Regions from separate parts of the Homo sapiens genome. Here region 2 is linked to region 1. A link is a loop called in an ENCODE intact Hi-C map of the cell type or tissue named here. Cell type or tissue: endothelial cell of umbilical vein. All regions are shown on one strand.

What was found. Hi-C counts contacts between places; a loop is a spot of excess contacts. Peaks named below come from ENCODE experiments on the same cell type or tissue, not always from the same donor. Only the 100,000 strongest peaks of a DNase experiment are listed, where the experiment ranks them.
Region 2: it touches region 1 in a loop (2.1-fold over the local background); 9 of 110 quality-filtered maps call a loop at or near these places.

Annotation. Positions count from the first base shown.
Region 1 is chr5:95,076,988-95,084,987 of GRCh38, forward strand. The region is part of intron 1 of MCTP1 (multiple C2 and transmembrane domain containing 1); the gene reads right to left. Among named protein-coding and RNA genes, the nearest start is that of MCTP1-AS1, 100 kb to the left of the region's middle. In endothelial cell of umbilical vein, no CTCF peak of the experiment used is centred here; DNase peaks (open chromatin) are centred at 4,784 and 6,824; H3K4me3 peaks cover 4,649 bases; H3K27ac peaks cover 5,175 bases.
Region 2 is chr5:95,134,030-95,142,029 of GRCh38, forward strand. The region is part of intron 1 of MCTP1 (multiple C2 and transmembrane domain containing 1); the gene reads right to left. It overlaps LOC105379085 (a long non-coding RNA gene), which reads left to right and starts at 4,545. Exons shown (of 8, transcript XR_948575.3): 1 at 4,545-4,715. In endothelial cell of umbilical vein, no CTCF peak of the experiment used is centred here; a DNase peak (open chromatin) is centred at 4,322.

The DNA of each region.
Region 1 (8,000 bases):
ACCATCTCTGAAACTTGCAGAATTTCCTAACTCAAGCCTTTAGTCACCTTCCTTATTTTGGAAATGATCACTCACAATTGACTAATTGTGCCAAATAAATTTTGATTCCCAGACTCTTAGTTTGAGTTCTCTAATGAAATATTGTGGGGAAGAAAGCTCCCATTCCAAAATGAAAAGAGATGCTATATACTTTTGTAAACAAGCATTTAAAAATGATCTTAAGAGTACCTTTCTTTTTTGATATTCTGCCATGACTGTTTCTTCTGCATCTTGGTTATTTTCTTCATAATAAATTATAAAATAGTCAAAGTTTAACAATTCTCATTAATTTAGGTGTTCAAATTTATTTTGACCTTTTAATTTTATCCCACCTCTATCTGTCTCTTTTTTTCTCTGCATATGAATAATGTGTGTAAATATATATGTATATATCTGCACACATTTAGCTTTTGAATCAAGGAAGTAAGCAATTATGGTTCATTATATATACTTTTTTTTTTTTTGAGACGGAGTCCCACTCTGTCGCCCAGGCTGGAGTGCAGTGGCGCAATCTCGGCTCACTGCAAGCTCCACTTCCTGGGTTCACGCCATTCTCCTGCCTCAGCCTGCCGAGTAGCTGGGACTACAGGCGCTCGCCACCACGCCCAGCTAATTGTTTGTATTTTTAGTAGAGACAGGTTTTCACTGTGTTAGCCAAGATGGTCTCGATCTCCTGACCTCGTGATCCGCCCACCTCGGCCTCCCAAAGTGCTGGGATTACAGGCGTGAGCCACTGCGCCTGGCCAGTTCGTTATATATAATTTTAAAAACTAACATGAAATAGGAGGAAAGGCTTGTGGCAAGAAATGGCTTATAGCTATGTTCATTCCACATTGAAAACTATCAGACAAGAAAATATGAGATGAATTTAGGAAAACTCTTTCACATCTCATACATCATTCCTCTGGGCCCACATTCTCTAGTCTGGTCCCAATCCAGTGTCAGGTACATGAGTCATGACTCAACAGATATGGGAACACCTTCATTTATCCCTATCATCCATCTATCCATCCATCCATCCATCCATCCATCCATCCATCTTGTTTGCAAGACCCGAGGAAACATGAAGGTTTGAAAGTTACCCAAGAATTTCAAAGATAATTTGTGGAGTCTCTGGGGAAAGCAAATCAAAATGGACCTAGTTGTATAACAGACCTAAACTTCTCCATTCTACAATTCGTTCAATGTGCTCCTTCCCAAATGATGACTTTCACCAGGAAATGTTTAGGGAATGAACAGAAAAAAGGCAGACATTACATTAATCTTCTATCAAAACACAAAATTCCCTAAAGCTTTCCTGGGACTGTATCAGATAACTAAATATAGACTGAAAATTGTTTCTGCCCCACCTGCACATCAAAAACAACAACAAAAAAGGGAAATCTTGTTGTATCACCAAAGACTATGATCACCTAGGAGAGCTCTCAGTTATGTATGCTCATTCCAGACATATTTTGCGTTAATAAAAGCCCCCATCTTATGTAAATTCACGAACAACTTCAGCATATTTCTGGTTCATAAAGGCCTGGGTTTCACTAAGAATAAGAATGTTGCAGTCATTAAAATGATTAAATGTAGTAACATTAAAAAGACGTATTTTCCTCTCTGTAGTACTTTATAGCAGTCATTTCAAATTACTAAGACCAAAGGATTCTAACAGAAGGTGGCACAGAATGTAATTAAGCATCTTGGTTCTGCAGCCTACCTAGGTTCAATTCTGGTCATTCTACTACTAATTGTGTGATGTCAGGAATAACTCATTTAATTTCCTTGTACTTCAGTGTCTCCATCATAAAAAGGAAATAATAATAATAATAATAGAACCCATACCTAATAAAGTTGCTGTAAGAAAAACAGATAGTTCATAAATAGTTATTATACAGTCTGATTTAAATGCTAGGCATTATTATTATTTTCATCTTGGAGAGAAATCCCTGTAGAGTGAGATTTGGAACTTGATTTGTTATATTTCAGTATGCTGTAAATTGCCGCGAATAAATACTACTAATCCTATCCCACTAGTGAAATGACTCAAGCAAAGGGAGACTAAATGACTAATTTGAGTATCTCAACTAAATTAAGATGGAATTAAAACCCAACAAACCATCTCCATAGCTTTCCTACTTGGGTTTATCTCAGGGGGGATAAGCATTACAAATCTCAGCACTTATAACAACAGACTCTCCTGGTGAGTTCAAAATGCTTCATCTACCTTAATGTTCACAGGATCACTAACATATACTAAGCACCTATGGGAAGTATGGGACTGTCATCTAGCATTACAGTGTTTCCAAACTCTGTAGATAGAAAAACAAAATCAAAAGAAGACAAGGGCTTCATTGTCACCTCCAAAACTAGAGGTTTTCTCTGATATTACAAAGAAGTGTTGATTCTTCCCACTGCACTCCTATAGCCCAGGGTTTTGTCACATAGACCACATGCTATCTCACTGCATTTATATTTAGCAAAAATTTTAAAAGATATATGCCTATTAATTCCATCTGTTTACCTTCATCTCTTAATGGTCATATAGCTGATTTGTATAGTTCTTGGAATCAAAGCAAACATGAACTTTATTACAAAGCAGAGCTAGGATTTATTCATAAGATAGCATGATGATAAATTCCACTTATCTCTTGAAACTATACATTGCAGCACAGGATATGAAGATAGCATACACTTTTCATATTTAATAAAAAATATTTTATATTTTTTATTAAAATAAATGGTGATCATGTTTTGAATTTTTAGAAGGAATAACTTTTATTAATATCACCAGCACAAGAAAACTTTTAATTAATTGTCTTCTAAATCTTAAGAGTTAAGAGGTTTTAAAGCGAAGTTTTGTTTTCAAATCTATCATGTTCACTGGTATAGTAGGACATAAGTCATTAACTCCTCTAATTGTGAAAAGTCATCTTTTTTCTCTTCTCATAGCCTAAAAAAGAGTACAGTTATATAAATATAAAATAGCAGATCAATTCTAACAGAAAGGGTTGGAAGTTCATTGGTTGTTTACATTTTTCTTTTCTCTTTTTCAAAGATAAGCTTTGGAGGAATCTCTTTTTGCTAACCACTTTCAACAAATACAGTGTATCAAAACAATCTACCACACCACCTCCAATTTTGAAAGATACAAAATCTACCCCTGTCCTTTAGGCATGTGTACTTTTATGGCTCACTTCCCAGAGTAAGGATTTGGACATTTGTGCTGTGGCAATGGCTAAGAAATTGCAAAAGTCAGATGTTACATTTTGATAATCATTCCACAAATCCATGCTCCATCAAACTAGACCAAAAAACCTGCAAAGGAAGCAGTATTCTCCAATTTGGAATACAGTATTCTCCAATTTAAAATACTGCCTTCAAATATGTTTGGAAGTTGAAATAATGAAACAATCTCCAAGCATGATAGTAAGTCAATTAAGAAGTACGAAAGTATTCATAATGCCAACCGTTAGCAGACACATTTTTGAAAACCTCAAGTCGTTAATATCTTACTAATTCAGTTATAGCTCTCGAAATCAAATTAACCTTTTCTAGCTGAAAGGAATTTAAAGGCCTTAAATATGAGTATGCAAAGTTCTGTGGATACCCAATACCACTTTAAACACTGATTTGATGTTATTGCTTCAACCAATATGAAGCCAAGACAACATTCCTGTGTCACCCAACCTTTGAATTAGCTTTAAGCAAGCTTAAAGAATTTGAAAAATAAACCTCTCATTCATTCTCTATCCACAGGTTTCTCTAGCCATGCAATTTGTATGACTGCCTCCAACAGCAAGTGAGAAAGTAGGCAGTGATAAACAAACTCATACAATTTTAAAACAAACAGAATAATCAGAAGTTTCTAAGTATGCTAGTCTTTCACTTAAATAGAAAGCCAAATATGAAAGGTCCAGAGGCTTTCACTAATTTTCCACTTTAAATTTTCTAATAATTACTAAGACTACTTTTTATTTCAATTGAAAAATATAATGATTGAGCTATAATTATTCAAAGATAATCATATAAATCTGATATATGTTTCACCTTTAACTGAGATCAGAGGGTAGCAAAAGAAATATAAGAAACTAAGAACCTGGTAACTACTAAATCCTTCAAGAAAACAAAACAAAACAAAAAAAACAAACCAATATAAAGCTACCACAATGTTTCCATTTCTCAGGCACTATATTTTTCATAAAAAATGATCATAAAAGGAATATCAATGTATTACACTATGTATCTCACAAGTAGGTTATACTGTAAATTAAAAATTATCTGTATTAGAATCTCAAATGCAACCTTCAATACCCCGTGAGAAGGCATTTTTCTAAGGAACAATCATATACCTAAACTGCCACATTAATTTAAGGCTACCACAATCCAGTGAGTAAACCAAAATGTTACTTACCTTATTACAAATAAATGGCAAATTGCAGGCACTTTTCAGCTTGCAGCTGTCTAGCATAGTTGATTAGAAATGAACAAAACATCTTTCACTCCAGTGAGAGAACTGCATATTTAGACTTGCTTTCTTCACTGAATACCGGCAAAAGAGGCTGTTCACCTCCAAGTGATAGCAACAGCCCTGCACGGAGCACTTGCTGCTCTGCACAGCAGCGACTTGGAATGAAAGTAAGAAGAACCCGTGATGTTTAAATAACGTAGCTTTAGATTCACAGGATATGACTCAACTCTCAAACCAGTAAGGGAAGAGTTTCCCATTGCAAAACTGTTAGTACAGATTACATAACAAACATCATATCTGGGGTTCTAAAATACTCACATTAAATACTAAAAACTTCACCTGCTAAATCAAACATGCAGTGTTAGTAGTCAACCTCTTCCTCATGGCAAAAGCCACAACAGGAAATGAGAATAACAACACTGCACAAAGAAAACTATTCTGCTTGTTCTCTGCAGTGAATTAATTTAATGTTATTAAGGATGTGAGAACTTGCCAACATCTCCCAGAAAGACATCTAAAAAAAAAAGGAACACTAAAGTCACTAACATTCCCATCGGTATAAAAACAATGTGTAGAAAAAAATTCCATTTTAACATGCAAGAAGTGGCATGCTTTACAACACAATAGAATCTCCTTCACTAAGTAGAGAATGGAAATAGATCTTCGTGCTTTGCTGTTGCTGTTTCCCACAGAAATCCTTTCCTACGCTGTCATTACCTTGTGCTTCTAGCTCTGCCTACCTCACCAACTCAGGGTCCCCTTTTATCTGTTCTGTGAGCCCTTCTAAAGGAACATGACTAATGATACAACTCCTCTAGTAAATGTGGCAATTTTACATGCTTTCTCCACCACATGTTATCCCTTAACACTGAGCTGTATTAAGCTTGATCAAATATTGAATTATTATATTTAGATACCTCAGTCAATAAATATAGACATAGATGCTTGGAGAAAAGTCTACTACATAAATTCACTTGCCATCAGCCTCATCAAGGAAAAAAAGCTGAAAAAGCCCATGTTAATAACAGTAAGTAGGCTGAAACTAACTAGAACAGGGCTGTTAAATAGACATATAAGGTGAAGCATATATGTAATTTAAAATATTTTAGTAGTCACATTAAAAAAGTAAAGAAACATTAATTTTAGTAATGGTTACCCTAGTATGTCTAAAACATCATCATTTCAATATGTAATCATAATAAAATTATTAAATATTTTATCATTTTGGTACTAGTGTTGGAGATCTAGTGTATGTTTTGCACTTGTGTGACATTTCCACTTGAGCTAGCTATATGCAAGTGTTCAATAGCCACACATGGCTAGTGGCTACCATATTGAATAGCATAGGCCTAGGGTTCAAGGCTCATTTTCAGTCTTCAGGTGGTGGTTCAAATATTCTCTTTTCAGAACATTTAGGAAGGTCTTCCCTGACTACCTCCCCTGAAGTAACCTTCTCCAATTACTTTCTATCGGATGATCTTTTTTATTTCCTTTATAGTACATCACAGTTTGAAATGTTCTTCTTTATTCATTTGTTTACCTATTTATAGTCTGTGGTCTCTAACAAGAATGTAAGAAACCCGAGGGCAGGAATTTTCTTTCAGGAGGCTATTGACATGGTCATCAATACATAGCAGAATTTAATCAAAAAATTATTTAATAAATGAATAAAATATGGATTTTTTTGTTATGGTTTGGCAAATAATATAAAATTAAGAAATGTGTTTCTCATATCACTGAATTTCCAGCAAATACACTGGGCAACACTTTCTTGAATTGAGAAATTGTCCACTTTTTAGAATATTAATGATCTTCCATGTATAACATGTTTCATTCTCATATGCAATGCTATGAAACAACATACTTATTTCATTACTCTAGCAAATACTTAGAACACTTTAATCCCAGTGATGTAAATTTGGACACTATTAGGATGTCTATTTATCTCCTATTTACAAAAACATAAAATCAATGCATACTATGCACAGAGCTACAACGCAGGGGTCAAGGATGGGCATGTGACCCACGCTGGTCTAGTAAGCATGCCAACCTCTCCACTTTTGCTAACATTGAGAAAGAGGTTAAGTTTGTAGAATGTTAAGAGTAGAACTGTTGGTTGTTGTATCTGCTACCACATTGTCTAAAAGTGGTGGTCTAAAACTTGTCTAAAAGAGGTTGCCTAAAAATGAGGCTGATGAAGAGAAAAACAAAGCCAAATACGTGAAAGGCAGATTCCTGATAATACTACTGTAATTACCAGATACTGTTATGCATTAAGTCACATTTGCCCTCTACTGCAATGATGAATATACTGGAATGTTCACTGGAGAATTACAGTAGTCAAAACAGGAAACCATGTAAGGAACCATAAACGGTGGAAGCGTTAAATAAATAATGGGTTAATCATACTAAGGAATACTACCTAGTTATTTTCTTTTAAAGAATCAGGTTATCTAGATGCACTGAGATGCATAGCTCCCTAAAAGATGTTAAGCAGAAATAACATATTGCAGAAAAATATATTATCCCAGTTATGAGTATATACATTTTTTATATGCATATTCACAGAAAAGGGCCCAGAAAACTGCACACCAACTGTGGACACGTGGTTAGGTCTGGGAAAGGGATCTGAAGGAAGTGATGGGGGACAAAGAGAGATCAATGTTTTGCTCAGTTTATTACCTCCTGCATAAATCTTGTAAAATAAAAATGAATTAATGTATTCTTTAGGTAATTTGAAAAGAACATGTTACATTTAAAAAAAATTTTAATATTTTTTATTTCCATATTTTGGTACATTGTACTCACTCTAAGTGGACTACTCTCCTTTATTATTTTTTAAAACAATGTAATGGAAATGATGATGCTCTTTTCTGTCCCACTCTCCATTCTTTACCAGCCCCAATTTTTTAATGAATACTCCAGTTTTTCAGTCTGGTTAAAGTGAATGCCAAAGACAGAAAAGAGAAAAAGAAAGGGCAGAGAGAGACAGAGAGAGGAAGCTGCATTAGAATCTCCAATGTACCTTCTAAAACTGGCCAAGGTCTTTGGGTGTTTTTTTTTTTTTTCCTCTTGGCCTCCTGCAAGCAATTTTATTGGCTTTATAAAATACAGCTTGGATTTATTCAACTGCAAATATATCAACAGTCCAATGTTTATAATAATATGCTTTACATTAATTTAGTCTTGGATCAGAGTAAACAAACTTGTTTATTAACATCTCATTGAAACATTTCAGGCTTCTGAATTGGGCATAACAATTGCTTTCCTAATTAACTCAAAATCTAAACCTTTTGTTGCTTTTTTTGGCTTGCTCTAGTCTTCAAAATCTTCACATTATCTTAGGTATGCTCATCACATCTCCTGCTTTTGTATTCCCTTAGATTTCCACAGTTTCAACCCCTTTTTAAAAATGACACAGCTGAAGGTGCTTAGAGTCTGAAGCAAGAGTAAGGGCTGTTTGACTTTTAGTATGACTAATGAGGATCTGAATTTATACAGTGTT
Region 2 (8,000 bases), 57 kb after region 1:
TTTCATCTGTTTGTCTGATCTTCTGAATTGATTCTTGTTCTACTCTTTAATTACCTTGGATCTTCATGTTTTAATACCATAGGATGCTTCAAATCTATTCTATAAATAGGTGAGATTGGAAACAATGAGTAAATATTTATCGGATCATTATTTTTCCAATGTTAAGTGTTTTAATCAGTGTAGTATGTTTATGATTTTTGAAACTCTATTTTTCATGATATCTTGAGTTATTAAACATGATTCCACTAAAAGCATTTGAATATTTTATCTGGCCCAAATTCTGATATATGTACAAATGTTCACACATTATAGGCAAGATTACATATAAAAGAATGGCATACAATGTATCAGTATTGCTGTGGAACAAACCATTCCAGCTTAGTGGTTTAAAACAACAATCACCTTATTAACTCAAGAATTCAGTGGGTTGGCAATTTGGGGCGGATTCAGCCAGTCAGTTCTGCTGATTCAGTCACTCGTGCAGCTGCAGTCCTTCCGCTTTTCAGGTGGGGCAGGATGGCCTAGGAAGGCCTCACTCCCTTATGTTGATGCTGGCTATCATCTTGGCCACAGGTCTCCAGCAGGCTAGCCAGGGCTTCTTTGCACAAAAGCTGGGTTCCAAAAGCAGCAAGAGAAACAGAGCTCCTGTGCTAAAGTGCCCTTGAAAGCTCTGCTTGCAACACTTTGCTAATACAGGTCAAAGGAAATCACATGGCCAAGCTCAGAGTCAGAGTGGGACAATGATACAGGTAGGCTGGATTAACTGGAAGCTATTACTGTAATAATTTACTACAGAAGATAATAAATTAATTAAAATAATCTTTCTTCTCAGTTTTCAAAATACAATTGAAGTTACTGTTTTTGACCAAATAATAGGCAGTCTCTGGAAAGCAATTGTGGTTTAATACAACCTCTAAGTTCCATTGCTCTTCAAGGATCTCGATTTACTGTTGCCTGATGGCCAAAAAAAAAAAAAAAAAAAAAAAAAAAAAAAAAAAAATTCCTTCTTTTTCCAGATCAGAAAAAAAAAAGGTCAGATTCAGATACTGAGGTATGTGAAAATCAGTATTTCACTAGATCAGGCATAGTTCCAATACCAGTATAAAGAAACAAATCTGAAAGAAAAGAAATTATGTTTGCAAAACAAATATGGAGACAGATTCTATAACTCTGGAAAGATATAGTAGATAATAAGAATACATATTCTCAACTTTTCAGTCAGGGACCATAATATCAACAAATCACAAAGAAAGAAAGAAAAATATACACTATGGTGGTGAATTGAGAATATTAATGATAACTATGACTTATTGTTTATAACCTGAATCCAAAAAGTCCTATAAAATAAACAAGTTTTCAAGTTGAATGAAATATCATTAGCTTTAGTGTGATGGTTGATACTGAGTGTCAACTTGATTGGACTGAAGGATGCAAAGTATTGTTCCCAGGTGTATCTGTGAGGGTGCTGGCAAAGGAGATTAACATTTGAGTCAGTGGGCTGGGGAAGGCAGACAATCTGATCAGCTGCCATCGAATATAAAGCAGGCAGAAAAACGTGAAGAAGCAAGACTGGCCTAGCCTCCCAGCCTACATCTTTCTCCCGTGTTGGATGCTTCCTGCCCTCAAACATCATTCTCCAAGTTCTTCAGTTTTGAGACTCGGACTGGCTCTCCATGCTCCTCAAGCTTGCAGACAACCTATTGTGGGACATTGTGTTTGTGTAAGTTAATACTTAATAAACTCCCCTTTATATATATGTGTCTGTCCTATTAGTTCTGTCCCTCTAGGGAACCCTGACTAATGCAGTAAGCATAATAGTATTTTGGTTCAATAAACTGAAAACAACTACAGTAAAAACTGGTTTATTGTTCCAAATCAGTTCATTAAACATTATACATTTCAGAGAATCACAAGCAAATGTATTGAAAGCCAACTCTGGCATCCACTTGGAAGCTTACAATTAGAGTAGATTTCAATATAATTGAAGTAGGTTTTAAAATCTGTCCCTAAACTACTTTATTATCCTCATCTCCTGCATAGCATCAGCCTTCTACCTTCCCAGAACATTTAAGCACTTGCTTCTCCTCATGTACATGTCTTGGTAATCATTATTTCTAAGCCTTGGTATCCCTTCTCCCTCTCTTCAACCTTATCCACTGGTCTTATTTCTGAAGACCCAATGAAATATCACTCCTCTGTGAATCCTTCCCTAACACCCACAAGAAGAAATAACTTGCTCCTGTGTACTCCCCCAAAACATTTTACTTCCTTTGTCTTCCCAGACAATTCTTGTTATCCTTTGGGCTGGTCTCTTAAGCAAATGGCTCTATTCATTCAGGAAGGGTTCAGGCTTGGTATCTCTGATTTGTGATGAGATGTTAAGTTAAGCTATCTGCTCAATTATGTAAAAGATGAATTGGGATGAAGAGGGAGAGGAGAAGGAAGATGGAAAACGGGAAGCTGGAGACAGAGATGAAGTGGCGAGGAAAAAAGTTGGGGACAGGGAAAATTCAAGGGGGAGGGAAGTGGGGAAGGGAGGAAATCTTTGCGGAAGGAAGTCAAGAAGAGAGAAGAGTGAGAGAAGACGCTCTAGCTCACAATAGAGTTTACAATGTGTCCGACTCTATGTTTTTAATCTTTACAATAATTTTATATGTAAATACTATTAGTATCCCTATTTTACGGATGAAGAAACTGAGACAAGGAGATTTGTGTACCTGGTCCAGAATCTCACAATTAGGAAGAGGCACAGCCAGAGCACTAACAGAGGTCTAGATGCCTTCAAGGCAGAGCAATAGTCACTACATCTTCCTGCCTCACATTGATCTGCCTTTCAGTCAACAAAGAGTAACTTCAGACTCTTGCCTGGAACTATTTCCTGATCAATTTCATCAAGACTACAATGGAGAAAAATTATATTTTGTAAAGGTTATTTGTGAAGTATATGCCACCCACTCATCTAGACAGCCTAGGTTTAAAACCTCAACAATGAAAAGAATTACTAAGGTATTTCACTTATTCATTTTCAGCTTATAGCAGAAATTCTTTCCTGAATTCCTTCAGTGTGATGCCCCCTGCTTACCTTCAGCGATGTTATAAGCAACAGCCTTATGAAATCTAGTGCTGTATTTGTTGCTGGCTTGTAGCTTAGGACCTAGAGCCTCACTAGAGGAGGCAGGAAGCTTGCTTCGGGGGAAGTATAACCTAGTGATGAAGAGGATAGATTCCGCAATTGTTCAAGCACTGCTTCCAGTTGTTACTATGTATTATGTAAAGTTTATTGGATTCTCCAAGCCTCAGCATTGTCGTCAATAACACGATAGTCCCTGGCTCACAGAGTTGCTGTGAAGATTTATGAGAGAATGCTTGTAAAACACTTTGTACCATGCCTAGCACACAGTAAGTGCTCAATACATATCATCATTAAACAGTATCCCCCAAAACTAAAGTTGCATGCAATATCTTTCAGGTCTAGATTCTAGCAAAGATTTTGCCTCTCTTAAAGAGTTGACATCCTCTTATTTGCATGGACATTGAACTTCTCTTTTAGCTTTGGCCACTACTAAGATCAAAGACAAAATTTCACCTCAACTGTGGCACATTTGTGGAAATCTATTGCTTGTATGTAGATCTCTAGTCTAATATTGTTTTCCATTTCATCTATATTTTCCCTTATTCTGATTGTCTATTAGTATATACATTATTGTAAGCTGCTTCAAATATTTGTGGAATAAAGCAAACATCATAAATGAATTAATAATTCTGCTTTTTTAATGTCTGCTCAATCACCAAAAAAGGCTGTTTCCCTAATGTGGGGAACATATTGATTCCCTGCCAAACCAAACTTGATGATTTGCAAGCAACATGTTCTTAGAAAACATTTACTGAGTACTATTCAATATTACTATTGAATAGTATGACTATTGAATTACAGGAAATATGATACTTAATAAAAGTCCTACAGAAAACACTGAAATTCCAGTTCTAGATAACAATCACGCAAATGTGTTTTCAGATTACTTCAAATTTTTTTTTCAATAGGAAGTGTTTTTCTCCCACTTTTGTTTTTCTGGTCATCTTTTACAGTAATTTCAAGTCATGCTCTTTTCTCATTCTCCCAGGAGAAGAACTGTGCTATGTCTGCTACTGAACTCACTATGATTGTGTACCAAGATGCATTCATAGACTTTCCTGTGAGATGCAACCCCCCCCCGACATTAAAATAATATGTGTTTTGGAGCTCGATGGGAATATATGAGCATTGAGACTAGCTGCGCCACTTTTTAGATGAGAAAACAAGGCCCAGAGAGCTTATGAAGATGGCAGCAGTGGAGCTGAATAAGAACACAGCCTTGTCAATCTCCATCCAGGTTTTTCTCACTATCCTCTCCTGTAACTTTCTAGAAGAGCAAGTGTCATAATGATGGAAACTAAATTAGTCGCATACACAAAGAATCATCTGTTCTTTCCGTTTAAGTTTCCTTTCTAAAATGCCTTATTATACAAACAGCAAACTATTTAAAGAGAGGTTTCCTGGAATGAGTGTTACTGGTCTGGAAGGGCCTCTGAAGAGTCCAGGAATAGGTCTGCTAACCAAAGGAATGACCCCCTCACAGAGACCACCACTGACTGCCATGTGAGCCGCCGTCCCTCCAGCTGCCCTCACTCCACCGGCTGCTCCCTCTCACATCCCTCTCTGGATTCCTTATCACAAGGTATTATTATCTTCTTTATCTTTTCTTTGTGCATTTAGGGTGTTGTCACTGCCTCTAGTGTGCAAAGTACACCCTGCCCGTTAGCTGGATAGGCAATTTTTAACTAGTTGTAATGTATGTGGACAATCTCATTATCAGTTATTTTCAATTAATTCTTTTTCTGATGTGTCGAATTTGTCACAGTCTTCATTTAGATCTGTTTCTCTATCTGTATATTATACACACATACACACACACATTATAAGGTTGTCAGTGTGATCTTAAAATTAGAGTTTATATGTTCAAAATATTTAATATTTAGAACTTGTATAAAACATTTAGGGTTTTTTTTTCCTTTCAAATAGTCGTATTAGTTTAACATCAGCTAAGAAACATAATTATGATTGAACACATCCATCAAAAAAGTTAGATCTTCATGTTAAAGCCCAAAATAAAAACTCTAAGCATAGAAAATTAATGGATGCATGCTAATTGCCAGAAACATTTGCTGCTCAAAACAAAGAAAATAGAGCTGAATTATATTATTCTTAATGTCTTTGTAATCTAGAAGGCTTTGTGAGAATATACCCAACATGAGGAAACAGGGTTAGAGATTTACAGATATTTGCATGCTTTTCTTTCCGGCAAATGCAAATTTCTTAAGGAAATAAAAAGATCTAAACATTGCACCATGTCAAATGAAAATGAGTGCAGGTGAGAGCAAGATTTGCCTGTTGCAATATCTTTGCCTCTCACTTAGGGAACAAGAGAGCTTCTTTTTTTACATTTTCCCCTTTTTTTCCAAAGCTATTTTAGCCAAAGGAATTTTTAAAAGGAGTCTCAAAATCAACCTTATTTTAAAAAGTTAATTTTAAAAAGATAAATTCTTGCTACTCACCAAAGGTTAATTTCTAGATCAAAGGTTTCTATTTTTAGTTACATATCCAAGAACACATCTAACTCTAAACAACTGCAGATCCACAGAAGCTGTTTCCTTATGAACAATGTTAAGTGGTATTGGCCCCATTTGCCACTAAACTGAGAGCTCCTTAAAAGTGAAAATTTTCCTTAATTTTTGTCTTATTATCTAGCCCACAGCCTGATGCATAGGGCTTAATAAATGGTTGAATAATAAATGAATAACGGAATGGTAATCAACTTTAATATTTACAAGCTTTGCTTTAAAAATAAAATGATCCAGAGAAGAAACAGAAAAACATCAAAATCATTAAATTTAAAAGTGTAGCTTAAAGAGAACTTGATGGTCTCCCTGAGCTGCTCTTCCATGCTGGAATCCCCTCATCCAAAGCTAAACCCACTTTCATCTCAGCTTGACCTCTACCTTCCAATGACACTCATGCTTCCAATGCAGACAAGATTTGGAATTGCAGAAAAGGCATCTCATTTCTAGAGAGGATGGATAGGCTTTTGCCTCCAGGAAAGTAATCATTCACTCTCTCTTCAAAAAAATTTATATTTGCAAAAATGTGTTTTTTGCCATCTGTTTCATTGATTCTGGTCCTGTTTTCCACAGTGCCAGCTATCATTCATGTCCTCATCTGCAACCCGGGACTTTGCAGCAGGATATTGAAGGTGTTTAAGGCAATTAGTAACACGGGAAAAAATGCACACAATTGGTACTTTTGTTACTTCTCTATAGTCCAGAAGAGACCTTAGGAGGACAGAAGGCATTTTCATCAAACAGCAAATTATTCTAAGCAGAAACTTTTAAAATAGACTGGTATTTTGAAGATTTGAAAATTTTAAAGGGTAAAAGCATATTCTTTTCAGTCTCTCAAAAACTGCTGTCACAAAACTTTTGGGCTATTTTTTTGCTTTAAGAACCATTTAACGGCCGGGCGCGATGGCTCACGCCTGTAATCCCAGTACTTCGGGAGGCCGAGGCGGGTGGATCACGAGGCAGGAGATCGAGACCATCCTGGCTAACACCGTGAAACCCTGTCCCTACTAAAAAAAAAAAAAAAAAAAAAAAAAAAAAAAAAAAAATTAGCCGGGTGTGGTGGTGGGCACCTGCAGTCCCAGCTACTCGGGAGGCTGAGGCAGGAGAATGGCGTGAACCCAGGAGGCGGAGCTTGCAGTGAGCAGAGATTGCGCCACTGCACTCCAGCCTGGGCGACAGAGCGAGACTCCGTCTCAAAAAAAAAAAAAAAAAAAAAAAAAGTGCCATTTAACGAGAATGTACTAGAAAAGATTATGCATCCCTTCTATGATCACAGTTTCAGAATGAAGTGGTTTCTAATGGAGGAGGCATAAGACAAGTCCAAGAAACTTGGTGTATCTATCCTTATCAAGAATATCATCAGCTCACCTTCACGGTAGAGGAGTTTACCTATGCCATCTCTCTTTCCTAAAAACCTTAAAGACGGGGTTATACTGATTTGAAACTTTTTTCACTTCAGCTTACTCAGGCTTATTAACTAAGAGTAAGATACATAACTTTTGACATTCAAGTAAAATCTCACTAATTTGGATTGTATAAATTTGGAATCTCTTATCAAAAGTTAACCTTTGCTTTAGTTACAGACATTTAAAAGAATTTGATGAAGCAAATAAAATGTGTAAAATGATTGCCACGGGCGTATGCTGGTTACTCAAGACCACAGTTTGTTTTAAAAACACTTCAGTAATCCACTAAATACCTACAGTTACTCTGCAGATTAAATCTGGAATATCTGCCTCTCAGCGTCTAGCCCTTGTGAACACAGCTGGGGTATTCTCTGACTCTGGCTCAATTTAGGTCACTGTTGTATGTGTGCAACAACATGAGAGTTTGGCTATTTTTTGAAGGCAAAGTCCTAGATAGTTTCATTGTGTTTTACTTTTTGTTACCTGATACCGAAGTGTCAAAAGAATGCCTTCATGTCCCTGGATCTGATCATCACTGTTCTGCTCATCTTCATTGTCTTCTTGATTTCATTTCTCTTTCTCCTTGCTCTCCCTACCCCATCTTTCTCTCTCCCTCCCTCCCTTCCTTCCTTTCTTCTATCCTACTTTTCTTTCTTTTTTTCTGGTGTGCCAGTGCTGGTTTTCATATAAAAACATAAAATATGTTTAGAGCAGGATTTTTATTAATGTAGTTCAGACACTTGTGTTAGGCAAATAGGCAATAAACTTCATGCTGATCACTTTCTTAGAAAAGTTATTGGTAAAGACTTTAATAAAAACTATCTGAATAAGTATAATAAGCCTTTACTTACTACCAGTTTCCACTTTCAACAATGACAAGTCATCTACTATATGCTTAAAAATGTTTTTCAAGAAGAGCTACTACAAATGAAAGGAGAT